Regions from separate parts of the Homo sapiens genome. Here region 1 is linked to region 2. The links are chromatin loops, found by intact Hi-C in ENCODE. Cell type or tissue: natural killer cell. All regions are shown on one strand. Each heading gives the region's core, and the rest is flanking DNA. Links, peaks and the distances in the headings are about the cores only.

Region 1 (11,980 bases), core at 1,246-9,245, 62 kb after region 2:
TTTGTTTGTAGACTTTCAAGAGAAAAGCCAAAGAAGTTAGGCTATTTGGAGGATTTCAATTATGTTTTCAAGAACTCCTATTTGGGTTTCTGAAAAAGAGCCTAAAACTGGTGTGCTGGTTTCAGGGGTGTATTTGAAATTCTGTTCATTTGTTAAGAGGGAGAATTCTGTTAGGACTGATTAACTTACTCGCAGATACTGTTCCTTTATCATCTATGTCTGTTGATTAATTCATTATGTAATCCTATCCTTTAATCACACCACACAGAAAATTTACCTAAAGAATACAGGAAAAAAATGTACTGAATTTCTCTCTCTGTTAAGACAGGGAAATAATGTGGTGTGAAATTCCAAGATAGGCTTTGCAAGTGAGACAACACTTTTTGTGACCTATTAACCGTGTTCATTTTCAAATGTGCTATCCTATTCCTATTTTCCTTTCTATTAAACATTTCAACTAGTAATTCTGAAAATTTAGTTTAAAGGGTGATGAATTTAAAGCTCTGTGTAATGGTGTATATTTTTAAAGGAATTATCTTGAATAATTTCATCTCATAGGCATGCACTGTGGCAGATGTTTGCAAATCTTGGTTTAAAACTGATTGAAGTATTTTAAGAAAACTGAAATAATGTCAGCGGTAAAATTTATTTTACCAAGTGCAGATGTAAGACATCAAGTTCTCAGACTGATGGCAGAATTAACAAAAAACACCATCTGGTTCAATAATTATCTGAAAATACCCATATTCTTGGATTTCTTTAATACCACTTAGTTCCCAGCTTTATTTTATCTGAGTTTGCACACCAACCAGACTAGGTTGTACAAAACGAAGACTATTTCCATCTGATCATTTAAAAAAATGTGTGTTTGCATGAATAATGAATCTTTGAATTGTTACTAAACAAGCAAATTATTTGCGTATGTGTCACATCGGTTATCAAGTTTGCACATGTGACAGCTTCAACAGCCGTCGCGCAAAATGCATAGAGCTTGTAACCATATGTTTTTGCTTGACAAAAAGCTAAAACTCAAGATCAATTTTCAATATGGAATGCACAAATTAACACTTTAAAATGCACCACAATATGTACAGCTTGGCAAAATTTGCAGAAATAGCACGTTTCTAGATATTAACTGATATCTTTGGATTCGACCTTAAGGTATTCAATCATTTTGATTAAAAGACTGATTTCTCATAAAACCACAGTCTGTTGGAGGCGCAAAGCCAATGACATTTGAGCATTCATATATTTTCATAAACTTTGAACAATGTCAGTGAGACACCTCTTCAATCTTGGCCACACAACAGCAGGGTATTCAATCTTTCTTTAGCTTAAGACAGAAAATTTGAATATCAGCATAGGGTTATAAATGTGGCAGCTCACGTGGTGTGCTCCATGTTGATTTTGGAGGAGCAGGTCTGTGCAATGTGTACAACATTTCACTTCACACTCTTCACCACTAGTTTCCTTTCCCTTCCCACCTTTTCCCCACCACCTCTCCCCAAAAGGCATTATATGAAAGCATTTTGTTTGTGTGTTATAAAAGCAGTTTCTTTGAAGAGTTTGTTTGGTATGGGGGAACAAAGAGCTGCTTTTAAAATTGGCTTCTCCTAATGCTACTTGTGGCACTTACTCAGAATAGTATGATGATACAGATGCCTTGATGTTTCTTCAGCTTTTTCACCCTTTGAACGTAGTAATTAGTCATTATGCTGCCAAGTGTGCGTGTTCCCCTTTGGCCTCCTAAATGAGATCTTAGCAAAACCTGGATGTTCTTCAAATACTTCTTTTTTTAGTTGTATTCAGTGAAGAGTGATTATCCTATATGGTTGGTGAGATCTGTAAGGTTTTCAGTTTGTTATAAATAACACGGCGTTAATTGAATCAACATCCACTACGTAGAAGGTGTCTCTCACTTTAGAGTGTTGTCTTGCAGGCAGCTTGGGCAAAAACCAGATGGGCTGTGAGGGGAAGATGAGCACTTCTGTCTTGCCTGAACAGAAAATGCGACAATATTCTGTTAAGTCAAGAGACGACGACAAAGGAACTTTTTAATATATTGTAATATACGACAGATGCCCAAAAATGTTTACCTAAAATCTCTTTAATCTTGCTAATCTCCACATTGAGTGTGTCCTAATATTAGAATGAAAAGCATTACTAGTACTCATAGACAAAGATAATAAACTATTGAAAACTTAGCATCAACTGGCATAATCCCACAGAATTCCTTTATAACAAAATCTTCTGAGTCATGGATAATAATCCAGATTTTTGAATTTCTTATTATTTGCACACATCTTATCCCCTGAAGAATGTCAAGTGAAAATTTTGCATTGGTAGGGTAGAATCCATTAGTAATACCATATCAGAAGACATAGCTGTTAATTGCATCCATAATTTCAATAAAATTTGTTATATGAAACACAAGAATAAACAATTCTGTAAATTTGGAACTCTTTCAAACTAGTACAGCTTGATTCAGTAACCCATTGATCCAAGATATTTTCAGTGACCAGCAACTCTTACAAACCATTTGGAAACGCAGTTCAAGAGGTAGTAATGTTGATTCTGCTACTGTTGTTTCCAAATAACTGCCGTGTTTATTAATGGTATGTGATTGGCCACATGCACACCTCACTAAATACTTTGAGCATAGATTATACCGGATGATGAAAGGATTTCCTTGCCTAAGTCGATGACTGCTTCTTCAGAACCTCGTGCCCTCAGCCCTGATCAAGTTGAGCTACAGTGGTTCATCCATTAACTCAACAGACATTTGTGGAGCATCAGCTGGGTGTCAGTCCCTGTGTGAAGTACAGGACTACATCAGTAAACACTGTCATCCTGCCCTCACAGAGCTTGCATTCTACATATGAATAGGTGTAAAATAACTGCAAGTTACGACAAGGCCATGAGTCAAAGAAAGCAGTATGTGGCCTGCGATGGAGAGTCACAGACACTCGTGCAGGAACTGGGGATTGTATTGTACCTTCATTCTGGAAGTGCTGTCTGAGGAAGACAGGGAACAAGCTGTTCACGGAGATGAGAGCTTGAAAGCATTTCAGACAAAAGACTGAGCACGGAGACCTTTGCAGAGTGAGCTGTGCGGCACATTCAAGGCAACAAGTGAGCCAACCAGTGTGGCCAAAAGGAGGCAAGGAAGAGGGTGGTGCATAGGCAATGGGAAGAGCTGTGGGTTTTCATCCCTGGGATTCCAAGAACAAATTTTAATTTTAAGAATTTACCCTTTTCTCCTTTATGGAGGATGGTTTGGGAGGACGGAAGGTAGAATTAGGAGACTAGTTAGGAGATATTGGCTGCGATCAGGAAGACAGAGATACAGGTGGTCTAGGCTAAGAGTGTAGCCATGGAGTTAGTGCAAATAGTAGGATGTAGGATACATTTTGGAGACAGAGGTGGTGGAACTTGTTAGTGGGTTGGATATGGAAGGTAGGGAGGGAGCATTGGTCAATGAGGAAGGACTACTAAGTTTCCATCTTGAGCTATGTGCAAGTGTTGTTGCCATCTGATCTCTAATTCTCTGATTTGGGGCAAACAGCAGATTTAGGAGGAGGTCATCTTAGGAGGGAGTGTGAGGAGAGACAAGAGAGGGTTCAGAGTTCAAGGTCAGACAGAGGCTGGTGGCAGCACAGGAGTACGAGAAGGAGTGGCCAGTGAGACAGAAGGAAATGAGAGGGAGCAGTATAAAAGAAGTGAAGGAAACAGTGGGCTTCCAGAAGAAAGAGATGGTCAGCTGTAGCTACTGCCCACGAGACATGGTCAGAATGAGCCTGTACTTTCCACACCTCCTTCCTGTAGAACCTGTGAGAGAACACGCTGCTGCACTGTGCCGTGGCAATGGTAATGTGAGCACAAGGCAGTGGTAGCAGAGACGTGATGAGCAGTTCTGTCTGTTCTGTCCTCTGCTGGGCCACTGCAGTCCTGGAAGATTCCAATTTTGAGTATTTACTCATTCAAAACTGTGTTTTCTTTATAAAACATGAACGCTCATTGAACTACATATTTCTAGGCCTCACTCTGGGAATTCTTAGGGCAGGGCCCTGTGTCAGTTTGCGAGGGCTGCCGTAACAAAGCACCATGGGCTGGGCGGCTTAAACAACAGACATTTATTTTCTCATCGTTTCGGAGGCTACCAGTTTGAGACCAAGGTGTTGGGCAGGACTGGCTTCTTCTGAGTCCTCTCTCCTTGGGTGGTGGATGACCGTCTTCCCTGTGTCTTCACGTGGCCTTCCCTCTTGTGTCCTATGTGTTGATCTCCACCTGTAAGGACCCTGGTCACATTCGATTAGGGCCCACTCAGAATGACCTCCATTTTACCTTAGTGACCTCTTTAAAGGCCCTGTCTTCAAAGACAGTTAAATTCTGAGGTACTGGGTGTTAGGACTTCAACACAGGAATTTGAGGGGACACATTTCAGCTCCTAACAGACTTAAAATATACGTTAAACAAATACCTCTAAGTGACTCTGATGCCACTGGGCCTCAGACCAACTTTTAGAAACACTGAACGTCAATGTGCGGGAATTCCGCTAGGTACTGAGATAGAAGGGCAGGGTGTGGGCCTGCCCTTGAGAGGCAAGTACTCCTACAGGAACAATGCGAGAACCCAAGAGATTACAAGCCTCTGTGCCTTCGAGGGTGTATGCTCCCGTGTCATATAGACATACGTTGTTAAAGCTGTCCCATCCTATCTTTTACATTTGTGTCTGTCTCCTGAAGTAGGCAGAAGGAGGGCTCTGCATCTGCGAACATGGATGATTTATACGTGATGCACCCATCTCTTACATTAGACTTCACTTTTAGATCAGACACTTTATTTTGTTAGAATAGCTGAAAATCTGTATCGGGATATTCTGCCCACAGAATATCCTTCTGCTGTATGTTCAGGTGCCTTTGTTGTAGTCACGAATAAAATTAGCACAGCTAACATCTCAGATATCAGAATAAAGACTGGCCCTTTTCTCAAAATGCACATAATATAGGGTTTCTTTTAGTTTGACCTGAAAATTCATTGCCAAAATTTTATGCTTTCCATGTTCTGCTTGTTTGTTCATACACAGACGTACAAATGCATGCAGGTGAATAAGGTAAAGTTCAGAAGATGCTTCCATAGAACTGTTGCCCTTCAAAAGATAGGAATTCTGAAACAATGTGTTATGTTATTACAGCTCAGTGCTATTTCTTGTGAGTGTTTTATATAGCCTGGTTAACCTCTTTCTACGTTAACCCAGAAGCAGTGGCATGTGCAGTTTTGTTCCAGAGAGCAGGAGTTACCAAGACTCCTCTCATACTCCTGGATCTCTTCTCTCTCCACTAAGGAAGTGCTAGTAGCTGGTAGCTGTTTGTCAGGGCAGGATGGGTGTTCGTTCTCACTGCACAGTTTCCATGCCACCCTGGGCATGGGATGCGGGAGCACGCTCACCACCTTCATTCAGGGCGGAGTGTGTGTGCGTGCGTGTGTGTGCGTATGTGTGCATGGGTGTGTGTGCCTGGGTGTGCGTGGGTGTGCGTGCGTGTGCATGCGCAGGGCATGCGCAGGGGCAGGAAGTGCTTCGTTTCTTCAGCTCGTGCAGGTGCTAGTTGTAGCATGTGACTTATCACTGGTTTCTGTGGTTTGCTGCATTTTTTGTGCAAACCATTGTCAACATGCGTGAGTACAGTGAACGGATGTCTTAGAATGTCATACAGCTGCAACTGTGGTGACAAGAAATAGCTTCAAACTCAAAGTCCATAAGAAAACAGAAAAATCAAGGATGAATTCTTGCAACAGAGGCTGCTTCGCTTCAGAAACGTTATGAAGAACGTGTGTGATGACCAATCATGAGCATTACATTAAAAATATGGGGAAGAGGTTTCCTGTAAATGTGTGCAAATGGCAACAAGAAAATATTGAAGAGCTTTTTCTAAGTATATATAGTCCAATTAAGAGTTATATAAAACAAGTTTTCCTGGGAGGAAAGTTCATTTCAAAGGTCACATGATCTTTGGGGCTGGGTGGTCATAGAGTATTAAAAGAAAAAACATGATCATACCAAGTTTATTCATCTGCCTGAATTGTGAATCTTCACATTGGAAATTTAAAAATTTTGTCCATGAACTTCACTGGATTTAATAGCTCCCAGCAACAATCAGAGCTATACATTAGATTTCACTTCTATCAGTTGAAAGGTATTATACATTATTATTATACATTATTATCTAAAGGATTGAGATTATATCTCCATAAATCACACTGTGGATTAAATTATGGCTTTCACAGATTCTGTCTGAAATATAATTGAGAATTATCTGCAGAATTTGGTTTGCTTTTAAAATGTGAATTGTTGGAGAAATGAATTGTTAGCCAGGGAATTATTATACATGCCACATTTCTCAAATTTCTGCAGGCTGATAAAGTATTGAAAAAGAAATGCTTTAGAAGTATATTCAGTGCAGCAAACTTACCTTTGACTGTGTGCTGTTGGCCAGGTGACATACTAGAGGCCACATAAGTGCAAGGAAGAGCAGTCTTTGCCCTCGGGCTCGGCTGGAAGTAGTGGCCACAGAAGGCATTTAGGAGTGGCAGGACCCATGCTGGGCGTGCTTCTGAGACCCACTCTCATTTTAACAGAGTAGGGAAGGCCTTCCGAGAAGACAGTGGGGTAGGAAGAGCCCTGACTAACGGGCCCCAGCCCCCACCCTGCTGCTGTCTAAGGGAGATTTTACCACCCTCTCCATTCTCTACCCCCGTGTCGTGTTCCCAAACGTGACAACTCACCCACTGGAGTGACTGCATGCCAGAAAAGCAGGGCTTTCTACACCGAGTCCCACTAAAGCACAATGACTTCCCAGTCATTAATAAATCCTGTTTATTCAAGGTCAGTTTATAACCCTCTTGGGCCATGGGTGTTTGCAGACCTGAAAGGTGGCATGCCCCCACACACATAGCAGCAGGTGTCATTCCCCCATACACATAGCAGCAGTTCACTCACCTGCAAGACCTCACACTCATGTAATAACAACACAGATTGCAGACCTCATAATCACCTGTAAAGGGCCAGGGGAGCTGATTAATAAGGGGAGTTCAGCTTCCTGTGCTATTCAGTAATATAATGGTCATCATATTTAAAACAGCTTCAGGTAACAGGAAAACAGTCATTAAAGTGATAATGCAATGAGGTAATAGAATCACTGGATTTCAATAATATCCATTTTCTATTCTTTTGTTTAACTGATTTTTTGCATGAACTAATCCTATACTGGTTCTGAATAGTTTTCCTTACCTTTTACCCGTGAAAGAGAAAATGGGTCTTTTTTTTATGTAAAGGACATTGATAGTCTTTAGAGTGTGAGGAAAATTGATCAAAATATTAATTAGACTTTTGTTTTGCTAGTTTGCGTTAGACAGATGGAGTTCTGATCTTTAACAGCACTGTGACTCATGAAACTGCTTGTGTACTAAATGCCATTATTAACACAACAGTAGTTTTCAGCAGTTGGTAATTATTGGCATAATTAAACATTTATCAAGAAACGAGTATTTATCATTCATTAAACTTTCATTAAAAATCCATCTTAGCACAGGCTAGATTAGCCAGTGATTTTCAAGTCGTAACTTCTTAACTTCTGGCAGGAATATGGAGCATTTTCATAATAACCAAAGTTGTACACAAGGTAATGTTCCAGGAATTGTGGGCAATTACAGGATTTCAGATTCATTTTGTATTAAGTGTTTTTTGAGACTTGGACCCAGAGTGAGAAAGGTACTTGGCAATACTCTTTAGGGTTTACAGCACTTGGCAATTTTTAGCAGCTGATCCAGGAAAACATGTTACCCTTGGCAAAGAAAAGTTACTGCTAAGCAAGCTCTAAGATATTTACATAATTTAAATTCCCCAAAACATGGAGTGTTTACATAGTTTAGGGCATGAAACTTTCTATCGTAAGTAGAAGCCAGAATAGAAGTAGAGACCAGCGGAATCACACTCTAAACGCCTGGACCCGAGAGCTCCCCCCACACTGAGGGGTTGGTTTTCTTCTGGTTCCCCTGCCACACTAAGGCTGTCCGTCAAACAAGCTTTTCCGTGTCACACGGAATGTGTCACCTGATGCACAATGAGACTGCGATCTGGGGGCTGTTCCGATGTGTTGACTTGCTTAGATAACACAGTTGCTTCCCAGAATTAAGGGATAAATAGTGTCGAACTTGACACTCAGGGAATTTCACCTGCTGGCTGCCCTCAGCTCCTTCATCCCAAGTTCCCTGCTTTTCCATGTTGACTGTGCACTGCCCTCAGCTGTCCACTTTGACTCTCCACAGACCATTTGATGTTGTTATGCTTTTGTTGTGTTCAAAAGTTGAAATCTCTTGACATATTAACCTTATAGCCCACCAACCTTCTCTCTTCTCTCGACTCTAAGGTAGGTGTACAGTGCCCCAGCCTCTGGTTTGGACTGGCTGCACGATCAGAGTTTTCCCCCTGCCCACTAACTGGAAAGCTTCATACGCATTTAGCATACTGGGTGTCCTCGCCAGGAGGAGACATGGGGGAAGATAGTATTAGGTAACTAAGACTGCTCAGAATGGGGGGAAGATAGTATTAGATAACTAAGAGTGCTCGGAATGGGGGGAAGATAGCATTAGATAACTAAGAGTGCTCAGAATAGGGGGAAGACAGTATTAGATAACTAAGACTGCTCAGAATTGGGGGAAGACAGTATTAGATAACTAAGAGTGCTCGGAATGGGGGGAAGATAGTATTAGATAACTGAGAGTGCTCAGAATGGGGGGAAGATAGTATTAGATAACTAAGAGTGCTCGGAATGGGGGAAGATAGTATTAGTTAACTAAGAGTGCTCGGAATGGGGGGAAGATAGTATTAGATAACTGAGAGTGCTCGGAATGGGGGGAAGATAGTATTAGATAACTAAGACTGCTCGGAATGGGGGGAAGATAGTATTAGATAACTAAGAGTGCTCGGAATGGGGGGAAGATAGCATTAGATAACTAAGAGTGCTCAGAATAGGGGGAAGACAGTATTAGATAACTAAGACTGCTCAGAATGGGGGGAAGACAGTATTAGATAACTTAGAGTGCTCGGAATGGGGGGAAGATAGTATTAGATAACTGAGAGTGCTCGGAATGGGGGGAAGATAGTATTAGGTAACTAAGCGTGCTCAGAATGGGGGGAAGATAGTATTAGATAACTAAGAATGCTCGGAAAGCCTCTCCACATATATGCTAGTGCTTCAAATCTTGTTCTATATTCAGCAACTTCGTTTTTGTTTTCTCCTGGGCGAAAAATTTACTGTATCGGTGCTTTTATGTCACAAGAATGAATTGAATTTGTACCCTTTAGTACAAACAACAATAGACAGAGTGGTAACCTAGTGGAAAACAAATAGACACTCCGTCCCTTGTGGGGATTCAGAGAGGTTCAGAAAGATGGAGGTGACGGTGGAGAGGTGGCAGATAAAAAGAGGCCAAAGCAGGGAAGAATCCTGCGGTCATTTATTACCATGCCATCTTCATAGTGTTTGCTGAACCAAGGTGCAGAGTAATGATTCAGACAAATGACGTTAATCATCATAGCTGGCCCTTTGGCAAAAATGGAATACCTAGCATTGCAGCGGGAGACCTAATCAGATTCTCCAAAACTTGCTTCAGAAGGAGAGAATTTCCTGTCTTCAGTTTTTCTGTCAATGGCTTCCCGTGGGATATATCATCTTTAAAAGAAACAGTGATAAGAAATTGTGCCCTCTTCCCTTCTCCTTTCCCTGACCCTCTGAAAAATAATCGCATTAAACTTTATGATTAATATTTATAGTGAAAATGTATTATTTTTATATTTTCTTCATATTTATCTAATGTGATAAGATGGCAAGAGCTATAATGACTAGTCAAGTCGTATTTTCCATAATCCTGATAATCAGAGTTTATCTTTACTTTCTTGGAAACTATTTTAAATGGCCTTGTGCATCATGAAACCAAGCTGTGTTATACACACATATCAGCGTTCTGTAATTCTACTCTACACACTGTGAAAGCATATGTAGATCTGATCAGAGGTTGACTGATGGTTAAGCATATTCTCAGTACATTTGGTAAGTATCTATTCAAAGAGTATATTTAATGTCTTTCTTGGTCTTTGATCTATACCAAAATAACTTCATTTCTCTTTTCTCTGTGTTGGGTTTTTTTTTTTTTTTTTTTTTGAGACGTAGTTTCGCTCTGTCGCCCAGGCTGGAGTGCAGTGGCGCGACCTCGACTCACTGCAAGCTCCGCCTCCCGGGTTCATGCCATTCTCCTGCCTCAGCCTCCCGTGTAGCTGGGACTACAGGTGCGCGCCACCATGCCCGGCTAATTTTTGTATTTTTAGTGGAGACGGGGTTTCACCATGTTAGCCAGGATGGTCTCGATCTCCTGACCTCGTGATCCGCCCGTCTCGGCCTCCCAAAGTGCTGGGATTACAGGCGTGAGCCACTGCGCCCGGCGGGTTTTTTTTTTTTAAATCAGGCTTCATTGGTAGGATGTAGTGATTATTGTTTGTGGGTACAAGGTCATTAACAAAACCAAAAAATGGTTTAGTTCTAAATATTTTCAGATTTATTAATTAGGTACATTTTGTCATCATTTTATCCCACATACTTTGGTGCTTAGATACTTGGCACATAATGCTATTGTGTAGAAGAGAAAACAATTTAGAGTTTCAGTCATACATCATCTCTGGGGGAAACTAAGTTGACATGTGGGAGGTTAATGTATACACTTTAGATTCCTCGCTTGGTTTGCTGTTTTCTTCTTCATAACTCTAGGTAAACAGTTTGTGCTGCCATTTAATGCACAAGTTAAGTGTAGTTGCAGGCTATTATACATCATTAAAGTAAGTACATAATATTCACTCATGAAAGAAAGATGGAAGCTTTTCACTTGTAGCTGCTTGGACATTTCATTTGTCATCTAATACGGCACTGAAAAAATTAGTTGTGGCAGCTCTCATGTAATTTATAGCTGAATGCCATGAAATTAAGCAGTGAGCACACCGTTTTGGCTGATGAGTGTGCATGTGTTTTGCATCTTCCCATTCCAATGACAGATTTGGCAGAAACACAGTGCTGGCCATTCAAAAGTTTGTCTCTGTTACCCTGCTTTCATTACCCTTTCACCAAACACAGGATTCGTCTTTGAACACAGAGCTTCTTTTAACAATTATGAGAAAGTGAGATACCTGTTAGAGTCCAGAAATGACATCAGGGGCCTTCTCCCATCATTCCATCATTTTATTACGATACTTCTACCTGTCATATCAGGAAACAAAGCAAATAACGGTTTAGTGATGATGATTGACGTTCAGTATGGCAAATGGAATAGGTAGATACCAATAGAATGGACCTCAGGGTCTCGTTCTCTATATCTGGTCAATAACCAATATATTACTAATCACATCCAATAAACAGAATACCAGAAATGTGTATTTTTATCTGCCAGCCAGCAGTCATGGAATAATGTTTTTAAAGGTGAGAAACTGCCATGCACAGGAAGGAGCAGTGGCTGATACGTCCTGCAGCTAGAAGAGCTCCTGTGCATTACAGCTAGACAGCTCATCCCAGTGAAATCTCATGTGTATCTGATTACCAATGGGCATTGCGTCCGCCTCGCCTCTGGAATACATTGCAAATGCCAGTTCTTGACTTCTGAGGATTCCATTAGCTGAGATATCTTGTGATAGGGAGAGGTATCACAGTAGAATAGGATCTATAGGTATTAGTGTCAAGAAGAATAATGTCTTGCTTGCCCTTTCTCCTAGGTTATTGCATAGGTTATACAAAGATTGGGATGAGTTAATAGAAAACAAAGAAACCAGAGGTGGCAGGAATGGGTGAGAGGTGGGCGAAGCCACAACATTGCAGAAATACATGACTTCTGCTGGTGCCAAAAATAACGTGTCTTTTTTTTCTCCCAAAGCAGTTGAATG
Region 2 (11,980 bases), core at 1,785-9,784:
CAGCCTGGGCAACATGATGAAACCCCATCTCTACAAAAAATACAAAAAATTAGCTGGGTGTGGTGACGCGTGCCAATAGTCCCAGCTACTCGGGAGGCTGAGGTGGAAGGATCATTTGAGCCCAGGAGACGGAAGCTGCAGTGAGCCAAAATCAAGCCATTGCATTCCAGCCTGGCGACAGAGACTGTCTCAATTAAAAAAAAAAAAAAAAGTTTGCAAAGTGCCCAGATAATTGCAGTAGAATGAGGTTTCTGTGGTTTTTAGCTGGGTTGAGAAATGTGTTCACCAATCTTGAACATGTGAATTACCCACCCACCCACTCCCTACATTCTCTTCCCAAGTCTGTAGTGCTTCGGATCAGACCCTAACTTGCACTATGAATCTCTCCTTCTGTGACGTTTTGGGAACAGCAGCAGTTGACTTTGGCCATGTGAAGGGTAACACAGAAAAATACGTTCATTAGGTTATGTATTTAATCAAAACTAGTTTTCATGGAAGTTTAGAAGGCCATTTCCTTTAGCCATTTCCTTTGTTTTCATTATTCATTTAATAAAGACTTTAGTAATGATGCTTGTTTTTTATTTTCTTTATTCCTTGCTTTTGACATGGTGTCAGTGGTGTGTTTGCTCATCACTATCTGTATCCTATACATCAGGGACATTTTCATGTCATTGAAATGGAAGCAACACAGAAACTTTCTTTTGAGTGTTTCCTAATGTATGAAAAATTCCCTTTGGTGGTTTTACTGTATTTACTCAGGGACACAATGATTTCCTCAAATACCCCAAACTGTAAGTATCTTCACAACAGCCCAAAACATTCAGCATGATATAATGTCATTTGGCATACTCTCTCATCTTAAACATCTGTCAGATGCATACTGACATGGCGTGGGCCCCTGTTTCTCCAGCACAGAGGACCCAGGGGCTAGAGCAGGATCTGGCCCACAATAGACATTTCCTAGGTGTCTCTGTGGGAATGGATGGGCCTAGGCCCTTTGTGAACTGACCCCCGCCACTCTTGGGCTCATTCCTCTTCATTCCTTCCCACATCCTGCGCCTCAGCCCTCTTGAACTACGGGTATACGCCAAATATGCCATGCCCAGTCCTCCATGTCTCGTCTCCTAAGGCCTTGGCCTTTGCACACATACAGCACCCTCTTCCCTCTCCTGGTGCTGGGAAGCTGAGCCGCTCTGATTCCAAGAGTCAATTCTGAAACCCTTCTGAGTGGACACAGTGCCCTACCTACCTCCCTTCAGCACTTACGTGCTCTGTTGAAATCACCTGGTTGGCTGTCCAGCTCTCCTACTGTAAACTCTTTGAAGGCCTGAGACTCGGCTGAGGGTTTTGATGAAAGAATTAACAAATGAATGAATGAATGCTGGCAGTGTCTATGTTCCTGGCTGGAAATCTTATTCACCTGAACAATAGATGCCTATCATTCTTGTATACAAAGAGATTATCCTGCTCTGACAGTTAATGCATGGTCTTCATCCCACATCAGCCCCTTCTTCCAGCAGCCACATAGAATCATTGGAGCTCCACAGTTCTCCCCGGTTTCTTTGTAAAATCCAATCGCACTTTCTTTAGCTCTAATTTTTCTCTCATTTCCATTGACTAACCTTCATTCCTTTTTTTTTTTTTTTTTGTCCTGAATGGAACATTCCCAAGTACTGCAACAAACCATTGGGTTATGCATTGCCTTTAAATATCCAGTTCACTCCATATCTGACTTTTCACATTATTTGTAATATGAGTAACAGTGAAAGCCAGTGAAGTATGGTCCTGTGTAATAATTCATTAATAACTTTGGAAGTGATTACTTATTTAATTGTCTCCTTACAACTGTACCCATTTGGTAGAGCTCACTGGACCTGCAGGTTATCGGGTGGTAATATTTTCAGAGCATCATGTTAGTAATCCTTACGCCCTTGTTACCTTTCTTGGTCAAACCCTGATACATTGTTAAGAACTACTCGATTTTTTTTTAATCCATGTTTTACATGTTACAAAACAATTTATAAAGAACTCTCAGTTTTCTGCATTGTAGTGGACCCAAATTTTATAGCAAAATCTCCTCATTTATGCAGCAATCTTAGAATTTGTTAAGAAGAGGAAATGTTCATTGAAAGCAAATTATTCCACATTTTATTGTTTTTACATTCAGCTTTTTAAACAACACTATTATAAAACAATATCTATGTTACTTTTTAAAATTTCAGATGGCTTATACTTTAATGGCTTTAGAATAATTCCATTTTGTTATACTTTGCAGATTTTTAACTAGAGAATTTAATATATGAAAAAAGTGTTGCAACAATTATCCCATCTTTTCGTGGAAAATTCTATGCCTGTAAACATATTAGCAAAGTGTCTATTTCTTAGTTGAGTTTGAATTGCTCTTCAGAAAGAGAAGCAGCTGCTATTAACAGGCCTCATTACAGCTGCCTCTTGACCTTGAGTGAATAGAAATATTTGTGGCGCCCTCTTGGGGAACAGTAATGTCTTTTCCAGCCATGGTCAAACTTGTCAGTGCCTGAAACCTCTATTGACCGCGCCTATCACGTGAAGCCTACTTGGACAGGCGTTAAGTGTAAGACTAGGAGGCAGAGCAGTTATATAACAGACTTTCATATGTAGCTCCCACTGTCGTGTACATGGATCCCTGGACCCCAAATGGATGGGATGTGGTATTCTAGTGTCTGGCCATGTACTAAGCACTGAAGTCACAGTCCTTGTGAGGGATCATGTTATAGGGGTAGGTAGCAATGCACACTGTACCCATATGCACATGCATCTCTTGCCACCTGATCTTTGAGTTTATCTTACAAACATCAGCTTTATGCCCTCTCAGGATTTGGGGTGGTTGGCAATAAAATCACTAAGCAAATGAATGAAGAAAAATCTGATGATAGTTTCAAAAGCACTTTTTTTGTTTGTAACCTTGGAATTTCTTGTATGTATAATACAATCAAAATTTATCCATCTTGCTTTGTCAAGTAAGAAAGTACTACAAATGAATCATCTGAAATGCTTGATTCAACAACCTATCATCCGGGTTTTTTTTTTTTTTTTTTTTGGGTCTTCTGAACCAATATTATAACCAAACTTTTAAATTGTTGTCTTTTTTCTTTTTCATTTCCTGGTTTTAAATATTTCATTGTTGACTTTTATTACATACATTTAATTTCATTTGCATTCTACAAACAAATGCTGAATGTTAATATTTTCTTGCTTTTTGATCCATAGGATTCATTTTTGTAACCAAGATTTCTCAAAGTGTTGCACAGAACAGACAGTTGATATCAGAAGCACCTGGGGTGGGTGTCTGCTCCCTACCCTCCCTTTAGATGTCTGCTAAAATTCAGAGCCTATGTGAAAAACTAGAATGGCTTCTTGTATGGCACAGAGATCTGCATTTTCGTGTGTATCTATATGATTGCCTTAGCAGTAGAAAGAACCTCTTCATTTTGGGTCTTAGATATAGTGTACGTGTAGTCCCATTTTTTATTTTAATTTTTGTGAGTACATAGTAGGTGTATGTATTTATGGCATACCTGAGATGTTTAGATACAGGCATGCAATCATGGAGAGTGAAGCATGCATCCCCTCAAGCATTTATCCTTTGTGTTACTAACAATCCAATTATACTCTTATTTTAAAATGTACAATTAAATTATTATGTACTATAGTTACCCTGTTGCACTACCAAATGGTAGGTCTTATTTATTCTTTCCAATTTTTTTATACACATTAACTATCTCTTTCTCTCCCCACCCTGCCATTACCCTTCTCAGCCCCAGGTAACCATCATTCTGTCAACTGTCTCCATGAGTTCAATTGTTTTAATTTTTAGATCCCACAAATAAATGAGAACATGTGATGTTCTCATTTATTTCTGTGTCTGGCTTATTTCACTTAACATAATGACCTCCAGTTCTATCCATGTTATTGCAGATAACAGGATTTCATTCTGTTTTATGGCTGTATAGTACTCCATTGTATATATCTACTGCATTTTCTTTATTCATTTGTCATCTGTTGATGGACACTTAGGTTGCTTCCAAATCCTGGCTATTGTGAACAGTGTTGCAACAAACATGGGAGCACAGATATCTTTTTGATGTATGGATTACCTTTATTTTGTGTATATACCCAGCAGTGGGATTGCTGGATTATATAGTAGCTCTACTTTTAGTTTCTTGAGGAAGTTCCAAACTGTTCTCTGTAGTGGTTATACTTATGTTCCCAACAACACTGTTTAAGGGCTCCTTCTCTCCACATTTTCTTTGGCATTTTTGTTGCTTGCCTTTTGAATATAAGCCATTTTAACTGGAGTGAGATGATGCAATATCTCATTGTAGTTTTGATTTACATTTTGATTGATGATCGATGATGTTGAGCACCTTTCCATATGCCTGTTTGCCATTTATGTCTTCTTTTGAGAAATGTCTATTCAAATCTTTTGCCCATTTTAAAATCAGATTATTAGATTTTTTTCCTTAAGAGTTGTTTGAGCTTCTCATATATTCTGGTTATTAATCCCTTGTCAGATAGGCAGCTTGCAGATATTTTCTCCCATTCTGTGCATTATTGCTTCACTTTGTTGATTGTTTTCTTTATTGTGCAGAAGCTTTTTAACTTGATGTGATCACATTTGTCCATTTTTGCTTTGGCAGGCTGTGCTGGTGGGGTATTTCGCAAGAAATTTTTGCCCAGACCAGTGTCCTAGAGAGTTTCCCCAGTGTTTTCTTGTAGTACTTTCATAGTTTGAGGTCTTAGATTTAAGTCTTTAATCCATTTTTATTTGATTTTTGTATATGGTGAGAAATAGGGGTCTAGTTTCATTCTTCTGCATGTGGATATCTAGTTTTCCCAGCACCATTTATTGAAGAGGCTGTCTTTTCCACAGTGAATGTTCTTGGAACCTTTATTGAAAATGGGTTCACCGTAGGTATGTGGATTTGTTTCTGGGTTCTGTATTCTGTTCCCTGGGTCTGTGTGTCTGTTTTTATGCCAATACCATGCTGTTTTGGTTACTGTAGCTCTGTAGTGTAATTTGAAGTCAGGTAATGTGATTCCTCCAGTTTTGTTATTTTTGCTTAGGATAGTTTTGGCTATTCTGGGTCTTTTCTGATTTCATATAAATTTTAGGATTTTGTGTTTCTGTGGAGAATGTCATTGGCATTTTGATAGAGATTGCATAGAATCTGTAGATTGTTTTGGGTGATATGGACATTATAACAATATTGATTTTTCCAATCCATGAATGTGGAATATGTTTTCATTTTTTGATGTCCTCTTCAATTTCTTTCATCAGTGTCTTAAAGTATTCATTATAGAGATCTTTTACTTCTTTGGTTAATTCTTAGATATTTAATTTTATTTGTGGCTATTGTAAATGGGATTACTTTTTAAATTTATTTTTTATGTCCCAAATTTTTAAAGAAAGGTAGAGGCCAGACACAGTGGCTCACACCTGTAATCTGAACACTTTGGGAGACTGAGGCAGGAGCATCACTTGAGCCCAGGAGTTTGAGACCAGCCTGGGCAACATAGGGAAACCTCGTCTCTACAAAATATTTAAAAAAGTATCCAAGCATATGCTTGTGATCCCAGCTACTCCGGAGGCTGAAGTGGGAGGATCACCTGAGCCTGGGAGGTTGAGGCTGCAGTAATTGTGCTGCTGCACTCCATCCTGGGCGACAGAGACCCTAACACGAAAAAAGAAAGAAAGAAAGACGGATTTGTTTTAATCTCTTATAAAGTATAAATCTTTCATAAAAATGCCTTCCATTTTTAAAATTTGAGTAAATGACATTAAAAATTCTAAATACTATCATTTAAATTGTTGTCAGTGGCCATATTAGTGTCAATATTATTGCCTCCATTATTTAACTGATCTATTTTTGTTGCAGTTTTAGTACTTAAAAATTGCCTCTTGTTTCTGACAGTGAATTATTGTATGGAAACGTGGGTCTTTTTTCTTTCTGTCTTGCCTCTTCAATCATTACCATCCATTTTCTTATTTCTTTTCTGATTCCAGAGAACATATCCCAGGCTGGTCAGCAGCTGTTCCTCTTCCTCCTGCCTTCAGGCAGGTCTTGTCTATGTGCATGCTCATTAGCAAACTAACTCTCACCTAATTTAACTCAATCAGCAAGTCAAGGAACATAGAAACTGAACTGTTTTAGAAGTGAAAGTCATGTTCAAATAACGTTGTTCAATGTTTTGCTAAAGGAAATAAGACACAAGTTATGAAGTGATTTGCGTGCTGTTTCTTAAAATTGACAATGGGAGGGTTATAACTCAAATTTCTGGGACCTAAAATTATAATTTGGTATTCTTTCCACTATACTGCAGACCTTTGAGCTCCAACCTACACAGTCTCTTGACTTAAATTTTATTGTCTTTCCCAGGGCTCCACTGCTACATTTGTTCAATTGTCTATGTTTTTTTGTGTGCTTGTTTTCATTTTGGTTTGTTCTGCTTGATCCTGACTACACTTAAATTATCTAGGGGTGGGAAGAAGTGACTTGAGGAGCAAGTCCTGGACATCAGTGACCCAATTTGGCCTCAGTATGATATATTATGTGGTCATCATAAAGGCTGGGGTGCTCCTTTTGGAGTATGTCTCTTTGTATAGTTTCCGTAGTGATTGCTTTAGGTATTAGCATATACATGCGTGACCTATCCCAGTCTCATATTCACCACTTTGAGTGAGGTATGGAAATCTCACTTCCATTTAGGGACCTTAACTTCCCAGCTTTTAAATATTGTAGCCTTGAATATAGTTTTTGCTTCAATCTCAAATGTGATTTATAAATCTCAAATGTCCATGAGGAGGACAGTGGGCCCCCATACTTCTGCTTCTCTTGTTTCTTTTCCTACCCTGATGACCCAAGATTTATTCTTTTGTCATTTCTTGTGTTCGAATAACTCCCTTTAACTAGAATTTTGCAGTAGGTCTAAAGCTTTTCTGGTTTTCCTTTATGTGAGGATATTTTTATTTCCTCTTCACACCTGAAATATAGTTTTGCCAGACAGGACTCACAGTTAACGGTTCTTTTCTCTTAGCAGGTGCCTCTTTCGTCTGATCTTCATATTTTCAGATGAGAAATCTGCTTTTGTTTGAATTGATGTTCCCACATGAGTAATACCTTGTTTCTTTCTGGTTGATTTCAAGATTTTTTTCTTTGTCTTTAAATTTCAAAAGTTTAATTATGAAGTGTCTTTACCTGGATTGGAGTTTTCCTTCTTCAGGTTCTCAGCTTCTTGATTGGCAGGTATTTGTCGTTCACCAAAGTTGGGAGGTTTGCAGCCTTTAAATACTTTTTTTGGTGCAGCCCCTCCTCCTCCTTTCGAGCTCCAAGATGTGAGTGATGGGGCTTTTGTCATTGTCCCCATGTTCCCTCGGGCTCTGTGCATTTTGTTCCAGCCGGCTTTTTCTCTCTGCCCCTCTGTTGGGGAATTGTCTTCTTCCCTCAGGTTTGCTGATGGTATCCTCTGTCATCGCCACTCCATTGTGGAGCCCAGCCAATGATTTTTAAGATTTTTATTGCATTTTTTCAGTTCTGTAAATTCCATTTGCTTCATTTTTGTAATTTCTGTTCATTTGCTGAGATTGACAAGTTTTCCATTTGTTTCACGAGAGTTTATAATTTATGGTGAAAGCATTTTTATGATGCCTGCTTTAAAATTCTTGTCGGCTTTCTCCAGCATCTGATTCACCTTGGTGTTAGCATCAGATGACTGTCTTTCCTCATTCATGTTGAGATTTTCCTGGTTCTTGGTGTGACAGGTGATTTTCATTGTATCCAGGACATTTTGTCTATTATGTCATGAGACTGTAGGTCATATTTAGATTTTTTTATTTTAGTAGACGTTTCCCTTGTTTAGATTTAGCATGTGGACCATAGCCTAATGTTATGGGCCATGGTTCCAGTGGTGGTTTAATTTTTTATGCTTTTGTGATATTTCAGTTTGCTTGTTTGATCTGAGGCTGCTGGAGCTCCCAGTGAACTCTGCTGTGGCTGCCTGAGGGGGCAGAAAGGGGTTCCCTGGCCAGGTCACCAGGTGTCTGTTGGTGGGGAAGGATGTAGTGGAGTCCCTGGCCTGTGCACCTGGCCACCTTCGTGTCACCTGCAAGGGGAAGAGGGTCTTGGGCCCTCAAGACCAAGGAGCTTCCCAGGCTAGGCTGCTTGTGGTAACTGGGTCTCTTTTCCACACGGACCTTGGGGTAGGAGTATACTGCTTATTTTTCAACCAGGCACTTGTTATTGATGGTTTGGTTAAGTGTTGTTAACTTGTTTGCATGAGAAACCAGGTTTTCCTAGATGTCCTTCTCTTTGAACTGTTCCACTCCCTTCCTTCCCCACTGTATTAGTCCGTTTGCACGCTGTTGATAAAGGCATACCCGAGACTGGGAAGAAAAGGAAGTTTAATTTGACTTACAGTCTGGGGAGGTCTCAGAATCTTATAAAACTGGCGGGGGTGAAAGGCACTTCTTTCATGGCGGCAGCAAGATAAAACAAGGAAGAAGCAAAAGTGGAAACCCCTGATAAACCCATCAGATTTCATGAGACTTAATCACGATCATGAGAATTAGCACAGGAAAGACTGGCCCCCATGATTCAATCACCCCCGCCCCCCTCCAGTCCCTCCCACAACACGTGGGAATTCTGGGAGATACAGTTCAAGTTAAGATTTGGATGGGGACACAGCCAAACCATATCATTCCTCCCCTGGGCCCTCCAAATCTCATGTCCTCACATTTCAAAACCAATCATGCCTTCCCAATGGTCCCGAAAGTCTTATTTCAGCATTAACCCAAAAGGCCACAGTCCAAAGTCTCATCTGAGACAAGGCAAGTCCCTTCCGCCTATGAGCCTGTAAAATCAAAAGCAAGCTAATTACTTCCTAGATACAATGGGGGTACAGGAATTGGGTAAATACAGCCATTCCAAATGGGAGAAATTGGCCAAAACAAAGGGGTTACAGGGCCCATTCCAATTCAAAATCCAGTAGCCAAGTTTTAAAGGTCCAAAATGATCTCCTTTGACTCCATGTCTCACATCCAGGTCATGCTGATGCAAGAGGTGGGTTCCCATGGTCTTGGGCAGCTCTGCCCCTGCCACTTTGCAGGGTATAGCCCCCCTCCTGGCTGCTTTCCTGGGCTGGTGTTGAGTGTCTGTGGCATTTCCAGGTGCACGGTTCAAGCTGTCAGTGGATCTGCCATTCTGGGGTCTGGAGGATGGTGGTCCTCTTCTCACAGCTCCGCTAGGTGGTGCCCCAGTGGGGACTCCATGTGGGGGCTCTGACCCCACATTTTCTTTGCACGCTGCCCTAGCAGAGGCTCTCCATGAGGGCCCTGCCCCTGCAGCAAACTTTTGCCTGGACATGCAGGCATTTCCATACATCTTCTGAAATCTAGGCAGAGGTTCCCAAACCTCAGTTCTTGACTTCTGTGCACTCGCAGGCTCAACACCACGTGGAAGCTGCCAAGGCTTGGGGTTTTCACCCTCTGAAGCCACAGCCTGAGCTGTACATTGGCCCCTTTCAGCCATGGCTGGAGTGGCTGGGACACAGGGCACCAAGTCCCTAGGCTGCACACAGCACAGGGACCCTGGCCCCAGCCCACAGAACCATTTTTTGCCTCTGGACCTCCAGGCCTGTGATGGGAAGGGCTGCCATGAGGATCTCTGACATGGCCTGGAGACATTTTCCCCATAGGTTTGGGGATTAACATTAGACTGTTTGCTACTTACGCAAATTTCTGCAGCCAGCTTGAATTTCTCCCAGAAAGTGGGTTTTTCTTTTCTATCATGTAGTCAGGCTGCAAGTTTTCCAAACTTTTGTGCTCTGCTTCCCTTATAAAACTGAATACCTTTAACAGTACTCAAGTCATCTCTTGAATGCTTTGCTGCTTAGAAATTTCTTCTGCCAGATACCCTAAATCATTTCTCTCAAGTTCAAAGTTCCACAAATCTCTAGGGCAGGGGCAAAATGCCAGGAGTCTCTGCTAAAACGTAACAAGAGTCACCTTTACTCCAGTTCTCAACAAGTTCCTCATCTCCATCTGAGACCAGCTCAGCTTGGACCTTATTTTCCTTATCGCTGTCAGCATTTTGGGCAAAGCCATTCAACAAGTCTCTAGGAAGTTCCAAACTTTCCCACGTTTTCCCGTCTTTTTCTGAGCTCTTCAAACTGTTCCAACTCTCTGCCTCTTACCCAGTTCCAAAGTTGCTTCCACATTTTCAGTATCTTTTCAGCAACACCCCACTCTACTGGTACCAATTTACTGTATTAGTTCATTTTCATGCTGCTGATAAAGACATACCTGAAACTGGGAAGAAAAAGAGGTTTAATCGGACTTGCAGTTCCACATGGCTGTGGAGGTCTCATAGTCATGGTAGAGGGTGGAAGGCACTTCTTATTACATGGTGGCAGCAAGAGAAAATGAGGAAGAAGCAAAAGTGGAAACTCCTGATAAACCCATCAGATCTTGTGAGACTTAATCACTGTCATGAGAATAGCACGGGAAAAACTGGCCCCCATGATTCAATTACCTCCCTCTGGGTCCCTCCCACAACATGTGGGAATTCTGGGAGATACAATTCAAGTTGAGATTTGGATGGGAACACAGACAAACCATATCACCTCCCTTTTCACTGTTGTGATTTCCAGCATCCCGAGGCCCACTCCCCTTCTCCTCCACCTCCTTCTCACTCCGATTTTACTTTACTAATTTTACTGTCTGAGCCAGTGGATCTACAACCGCCCTTCCCAGCTTCCCACCAACAGGAGATGTGTGAGGACAATTAGCTCAGTACTAGGAGAAAGTAGAGAGGTGTTCCCCACTCCCTTTCCCCTCTCACCTTAAATCTGCTCTTCCTCCTCTCCCTCAGCTTCCTGTCTCCTTTTAGGCTATCACTGCCCAAGTGTTGAAGCTGGAGGTTTTAGCTCCATCCCTCAGCCCTTTCTTTCACTCCCTGCTTTATCTGATCACGTCTAGTCTGCTCAGAGCTGCTCAAATCTGGACTGTTGCCACTGCCTGAGCTCACACCTTGATTTCCTTTGGCTTCATGTATTTTAAAGCTCTGTTGCTTGGTGAGTCCACATTTAAAATTAATGTATTATTTCAGTGAACTGACCCTTTATTTTTATGTAATGTCATTTCTGTCCCTATTGATTATATTTGCATTTGAGTAAACTTTATTTGAGAATAATATAGCCAATCCTGCTTTAAAAAAAATGTATGTTAGTATGGTATATCTCATTTTATCCTTTTACTTTCAAGCTACAAATATCATTATATTCTAAATGAGCTTCTTCTGTGCAGTATATAATTGGTCCACATATTTTTAAATCCTCTTTAACAATCTCTGTTATTAAGTTGGTATGTTTAACCACCTGCCCTTAGCATACCTATTGATACGCTAGGTCTTAAGTCTGCCATTTTATTTTTTCGTTTTGTTTGTTCTGTTTTTCATTTCTCAGTTTTCTTTTTCCTGCCTGCTTGCGGTTTACTTGAACTTTTTCTAGAAGTCAGTTTTCATTTTTGAGTATATCTCTTCTTAAAACTTTTTTAGTGATTATTCTAGGTTTTATATATATATGTGTGTGTGTGTGTATAAACATTATAAATACATAACTTATCACAGTCTGTTGGTGTCAGCATTTTACCAGTTTGAGCAAAGTGTAGAAACTTTGTTTCCATTTGCTCTCCTTGACCATCTCTCATTTATAAAATTATATAGAATAACTACATGCATTGAGACCATGTTAGACAGTGTTCTAATTTTTGCTTCAGTCACCAAACATAATTTAGAGAACTCAGGAGGAGACTGTGTGACATATACATACTAAGTAGTCGCCTTGAAGTAACCAGTAACAGGTTTTCTAGTGTTTATTTGATTATTTCTGTCAATGTAGGCTAGTGGTGTAGGCCAACACGCGTTTCCAGAAATGCAGCCCTGTT

The links. Hi-C counts contacts between places; a loop is a spot of excess contacts. Peaks named below come from ENCODE experiments on the same cell type or tissue, not always from the same donor. Only the 100,000 strongest peaks of a DNase experiment are listed, where the experiment ranks them.
Region 1: it touches region 2 in a loop (4-fold over the local background); 2 of 110 quality-filtered maps call a loop at or near these places.

The regions. Positions count from the first base shown.
Region 1 is chr18:75,024,102-75,036,081 of GRCh38, forward strand. The region is part of intron 8 of ZNF407 (zinc finger protein 407); the gene reads left to right. Among named protein-coding and RNA genes, the nearest start is that of PTGR3, 180 kb to the right of the region's middle. In natural killer cell, for the core only: no CTCF peak of the experiment used is centred there; a DNase peak (open chromatin) is centred at 5,570.
Region 2 is chr18:74,961,522-74,973,501 of GRCh38, forward strand. The region is part of intron 8 of ZNF407 (zinc finger protein 407); the gene reads left to right. Among named protein-coding and RNA genes, the nearest start is that of PTGR3, 240 kb to the right of the region's middle. In natural killer cell, for the core only: no CTCF peak of the experiment used is centred there; no DNase peak of the experiment used is centred there.